Regions from separate parts of the Homo sapiens genome. Here region 1 is linked to region 2. A link is a contact called in ENCODE Hi-C or POLR2A ChIA-PET data. All regions are on one chromosome and are shown on one strand. The core of a region is the stretch at or near the end of the contact, and the rest is flanking DNA. Distances in the headings are between cores, read along the strand shown.

Evidence for each region. A loop is a pair of places that touch in the nucleus more often than their neighbours do. ChIA-PET counts read pairs that join two places held with the same protein, here RNA polymerase II (POLR2A). Pooled maps may share reads with other maps.
Region 1: a loop to region 2 is called in a map of heart left ventricle, with 2.7 times the contacts of the local background. The contact joins two enhancer-like sites. A Hi-C loop is called at or near these places in 2 of 168 maps with a recorded cell type or tissue (breast epithelium and heart left ventricle) and 4 of 50 pooled maps. POLR2A ChIA-PET finds 5 or more read pairs at or near these places in 1 of 52 experiments (Panc1).

Annotation. Positions count from the first base shown.
Region 1 is chr17:78,803,216-78,806,205 of GRCh38, forward strand. It overlaps USP36 (ubiquitin specific peptidase 36), which reads right to left. Exons shown (of 21, transcript NM_001385174.1): 15 at 2,941-2,990; 16 at 170-763. Among named protein-coding and RNA genes, the nearest start is that of CYTH1, 22 kb to the left of the region's middle. Within about 2 kb of position 1,741, at least 9 of the 41 ENCODE cell types and tissues checked have a DNase peak (open chromatin) inside an H3K27ac peak, as active enhancers do; they include heart left ventricle, where a contact is called at or near this core.
Region 2 is chr17:78,591,086-78,593,823 of GRCh38, forward strand. No RefSeq gene overlaps it. Among named protein-coding and RNA genes, the nearest start is that of DNAH17, 15 kb to the left of the region's middle. Within about 2 kb of position 1,311, at least 31 of the 41 ENCODE cell types and tissues checked have a DNase peak (open chromatin) inside an H3K27ac peak, as active enhancers do; they include heart left ventricle, where a contact is called at or near this core.

The sequences.
Region 1 (2,990 bases), core at 491-2,990, 210 kb after region 2:
TGTGAGCCACCACACCCAGCCAGAGGAGACATCTGATCACAAATCCACATTTTAGAAAACCACGCAAGCAGACTACGTTTCCAGACCATACCTACTTGGGGGTAGATTCTGTGGTTTTGCTTTGTTTCTCGTCAGAGGTAGACAGATGCCACTTTGCTCCTGCCCTTACCTGTGCCGAAGTGGGTCCTGGTGCAGGCCGCCTTCTTCACCAAGACCTTCTGCTCCTTTCCTCCTCCGCTTCCTGCTGCTCGCGTGGTGGCCGTCCGTAACACATCCCACCTGCTGGCCATTCACCTGTGGCTGTGTGCCATCTTCCTGCCGTCTGACAGCGGGCAGCTGTGCCTGGCCCTCCCTCCTGTACATGGGGCTCCCAGGCTGTCTCTGTGTCTGCCCCTCCTGCAGGGCGCTGGCAGCTGTGTCCTCCGGGCGCTTCTTCTTCTTCCTCTTCCTCTTCCCGTGGGGAGCCGCAGTGGCCTCCCTGATGTGCTGTGGGAGGCGCGTCTCTGAGCCCAGCCTCTGCGGCTCTCCCACAAAGGTCTTTTTCCTCTTCTCAGAGGGGCTCTGGGGGGGCTCACTGGCCTCTGGCAACTGGTGTGGAAGAGACACAAGGTCCTCGTTGACCTGAGGCAGCGCCGTCGAGATGGAGGAGCAGCTCCGTGGTTCTGACGTCCCTGGGGGCTTGGGGGTACTGGACAGCAATGTGGGGTGGGGGCTGAAGGGGGGTTGCAGGCGGCTGGATGATTGGGGAGCAGGTGACACAGCCCTGTGGGGACAGCCAGGAAACAGGGAGAGGATGTTCTGAAAGACCCAGCAGAGCTGTTCCTTCTGTCTACCCTCACTCCCCTCCCTTTCACCTAAAAATCTGAAAAGGCTTTTACCCTGTAGTTTTCAGATACACATTAAGTTACATGTATGTTTGAAAGAAAGCTAACAATTAATTCAACATCTATTTAAATGCAAAGTTGGCCAGGTACAGTGGCTCATGCCTATAATTCCAGCACTTTGGGAAGCCAAGGTGGCTGGATCACCTGAGGTCAGAAGTTTGAGACCAGCCTAGCCAACATGGTGAAACCCCATCTCTACTAAAAATACAAAATTAGCCGGGCGTGGTGGCACACGCCTGTAATCTCAGCTAGTCAGGAGACTGAGGCAGGAGAATCGCTTGAACCTGGGAGGTGGAGGTTGCAGTGAGCCGAATCGCGCCACTGCACTCCAGCCTGGGCGACAAAGCAAGACTCCGTCTCAAAAAAAAAAAAAACCAAAAAAACAAAAACAAAAACAAAAAAAAAAAAACAAAGTTACCTAGGTGGTGGGTTGATAGGTGCAGCAAACCACCATGGCACCTCTGTAACAAACCTTTACATCCTGCACATGTACCCTGGAACTTAAAATAACTGATCCCTGAGATTTAAAAAAAAAAAAAAAAAAAAAAAAAAAAGCAAGCCAACACGTGATTTTAAAAGTCAAAAAAAAAATTTTTTTTTTTTTAAAAGGCAAAGTTAATAAGAATTGTTCCATGCCTTAGTTTCTTGTCACCAAGCAATTCAAGTATTTTTGCGAGCTCTAATGTAAAAACATCTTTAATACAAATGTGTTAAGGGAGGAAACCTTCACGAAACAATAAATGGTAAGGAAAAAAAAGATCCCGTGAGGATTTATTTTCCAACCTCCGAAAGTCTCAGGGTGTTCCCGGGCAGGAAATGAGCCTCATAAGGAAAGCAAGTGTTGAGCTGGCCTAATGACACCTCCACATTACCGTCATTAGGACGCTGAAACCGGGACACAGATGCGTAGAGCAGAATCATGAGCAAGGCGTGTCCGGGACAGGATCTAGTGCCGAACCCAGTGAGGCTCCCTCTTGCCAGCTATGTGTCTCTAGGAAAATTAACTTCCCACTCTGAACCACCATGTTCTCATTTGTCAATGAGCTGGGACCACAAAGCCCACCTCCCAGGGTTCCTGCAGAAAACAGGACCCCCGTCATCATCTAAACAAACTATAAGGGCCATGCCAGCTGCACGATGTTTGATTACTCTAAGTGTCTTCTGGAATCTTTTCCAAAAAAGCTTATAAGGCAAGAAACGAAAAACACCCAAACACTTAAGGCCCTCCCACGTACACAAATCTTATGCTAGGTATAGGGCAGAGGTGTGCTTGTGTGTGTATATGTGAGAGGAGAGTAAGGCAGAGGCTGTGGGCGACGCACAGTCATACCTCGCCCTCATGTAGCACTGGAGATTCTAGAACTAGAACCCAGCGCCGAGGCCACCAGTACAGTCCCCGCAGGCCGCCTCATGACTCACCCCATCTTTCACTGCTTCCGTCCCCACTCCCAGCGGCTTCCAGACAGCCATTTACCAGTTACTCTCAACTTCCTGCCACTCGAGGCACCTAAGAGACGCAGGCAGCCCCTGCGGACCAGGGCCCACATGCACAGGGAAGGGGCTGCATCTCTGGCAGGTGTCTGCAGAGGAACCCGAGAGCCCTGAGACAGTTCTTAACCTGCATGACGCTAGCAGGCAAGACGTCCCACAAAAAACGCTCGGGACTCCGAGCTCACTCAAGCCTCTCGCCAAGGCCTCACTTCGCCTTTCTCTTCGACTGGGAAGTACTGTCATGGGGCTGGTAGGGATACAGGACAGGTCAGTCCCCAGCACACCACATCACCACAAGGATGTCGCAGACAGACCACCAACAAAGACAGAACTAAGACATCAGGACTGCAGAGGCCGAACTGCCTTCACCACCCAAAGCTCCTTTACCACAGGGGAACACAGAAGAGGGGGATCTTGGTCAGTGACGCCCCCCTGTACCTCCTGGCTGCCCCAATGCTTTGTCTGTCCTGTGAGGTTGGCGATTCGTCCAACTCCTCACCAGCCAAGCACACGCAACCACAGGGAGAACCAGTTGGCACCCAGAAGATCCCGGCCCAAAGCTTACCTGGCTCTATGGACGGGCCAAGTGGAGGCAACGACGGGGTGAGAGGTTTT
Region 2 (2,738 bases), core at 61-2,560:
ACCTGGGACGCTTTGAGAATTAAGGGCACTGGAGGGTCGGGGCCAAGCGTGGAGGCTTTCAAAGCACCTGTTTGGGTCCAAGTACACACAGGGCGGGGAATCTTTGCTCCATGGGTCCACGCTCCTCAGAAGTGACCCTTGCTGCTCTGGGTCTATTTCAGCAGAACCATCACCAACCAAACAAATGAGAAATCAGGGCGGATTGGACTCAGAGACAAATGCTTTCCGGTGAGCAGCCAGGCGCACAGCAGAACGATAGAGGAGCGCTCAGAACTCGGGAGTACCTGTCACCTCTGCCATGGTGGCTGGGCTCGCTCACGGTGACTGTTTCCCTAGCAGGAGAGACCCTGGCTGTGACCCTGCAGCCTGTGCCTCCTGCTGCTGCAGGGAGAGAGGGAGTGCCCGGCGCCTACCTGGGCTTTTCCGGGCCGTCCGTCCGCTCATCATGCCCCTTGCCCCAGCTCACTTCACATCTTCGCTGGGTGGGGATTCAAGGACAGGCTGGGCTCTAGGAGGTCAATGGTCCCTCCCCGGGCTTCCAGCATGTTGTAGCTCAACTTCTACCAGACATCTGGAAATACCAAATTTCTTTCCTTAAAGGGACAAAGACCCCTTTTCTTTGGAATATATATATATATATATATATATATATATTTTATTTATTTATTTTTTTTGAGACAGAGTTTCACTCTTGTGCAGGCTGGAGTGCAATGGTACAATCTCGGCTCACTGCAATCTCCGCCTGCCGGGTTCAGGTGATTCTCCTGCCTCAGCCTCCAGAGTAACTGGAATTACAGGTGTGCACCACCACACCCAGCTAATTTTGTATTTTTTGTAGAGACGGGGGGGGGGTTTCACCATGTTGGCCAGGCTGGTCTCGAACTCCTGACCTCAGGTAATCCACCTGCCTTGGCCTCCCAAAGTGCTGGGATTACAGGCGTGAGCCACTGTGCCCGGCCCTGGAATATATTTTTTTAAACCCTAAACTGTATTATAGAATAATCTCTTCCTCAGTGACTTGGTTTATAATATATTGGGAAAAAAAAAACTCTATGATGAAAATCAAGTGCTGTAAGTTAAATATCTGAGTCCAAATGATGTCAAAAAGCGGCAAGGCACTGGGCTTCCCCCATTCAGAGAGCACCCTCCCCTTCCTGCCCCGCGCTTCTGTTGACCTTTGGTCCTGTTTGCAGGAAGCTCTCAAGTTTAACTCTGAACTTGAAGGGAAGGAAGGGAGTGAACCACATGGCCCTGGGGTCGGGGCCTCTGGCCGAAGGGCGCTCAGCTTGGTCTGTAAAATGAAATGTGTTTTGAATGTCATGAGTCAGGAAAAAAGAATTTGAGCGCAGTCTGGAAATGAAATTTCCTGCCTGTGGTTTGACTCACGTCTGTCTGTCTCGAAATCTACCCCAAGGACATTTATTCCACTGTGACAGGGCTCATCTCTGAGGAGCACCAGACTCCTGCGGTGGGGAGGGAAGATTATCCGCGCTGCAGAGACTAGCTGGCCTCCGGAAGCCGCCTCCTGACCCCGCGTCAAGCACCGCGGTGGATGGCGCAACCCAGCTTTGGGAATTAATTACCCAAGGCGCGTTTCCGTGCAGTCTGGCCTCCCTCCCTGAAGGCTTCTTAAGCAATAGGGAACTAGGAGGAGTTGAGACCAGCCTGGCAAACGTGGTGAAACCCCATCTCTATTAAAAATACAGATGGGGGCAGGGCGCGGTGGCTCACGCCTGTAATCCCAGCACTTTGGGAGGCCGAGGCAGGTGGATCACTTGAGGTCAGGAGCTTGAGACCAGCCTGGCCAACATGGTGAAACCCCGTCTCTACTAAGAATACAAAAATTAGCCGGGCGTGCATGCGCCTGTAATCCCAGCTACTGGGGAGGCTGAGGCAGGAGAATCGCTTGAACCCAGGAGGCGGAGATTGCAGTGAGCTGAGATCACACCACTGCACTCCAGCCTGGGTGACAGAGGGAGACTCTCTCTCAAAAAAAAAAAAAAAAAAAAAAAATTATAGATGGGAACGAGGAATCGCAACAGTCCTTACTGCCTTTCTTGTCTTGCCTGGCTAGTGCTAAAGTATGTTGAGGAAGGAAAAAAATTATTTTTTACGATTTCAAAGTTAGTTTTATTTAGAAGTTTTATTGAGGACTAGAGACCGACCACAGCCTGGGAGAAGTCTTTTAGAGGGGGTTTGTCGGACTGTTTTGAAATAGTGTTTTAATTTACAGTTTATATACAGGTAGTGGGGGTTTAGTAGGTGTAAAATTATATTAAAGCTTGGGTATAAGAGTATATCTGGTTGTAGATTATAGAATAATTATTAAAAATGAAAAATAAAATCCTGAGCCTCACCACCAACTGAATGAACCCCCTCTTGGCCAAGTTGACCACATAGTCACCTGAAAAATTGAATTCCCAGCCCGATCTCCCAGGGAGGTGAGGCATACCTGCTTATATCCCCTCTCTCTCTTTCTCTTTGTTTTTTTTGTTTCTGTTTTTTTTTTTTTTTTTTTTTTTGAGACGGAGTCTCGCTCTGTTGCCCAGGCTGGAGTACAGTGGCGCGATCTTGGCTCACTGCACCCTCCACCTCACAGGTTCAAGCGATTCTCCTGCCTCAGCCTCCTGAGTAGCTGGGATTACAGGCGCCCTCCACCACACCTGGCTACTTTTTTGTATTTTTAGTAGAGACGGGGTTTCACCATGTTAGTCAGGATGGTCTCTATCCCCTCTCTT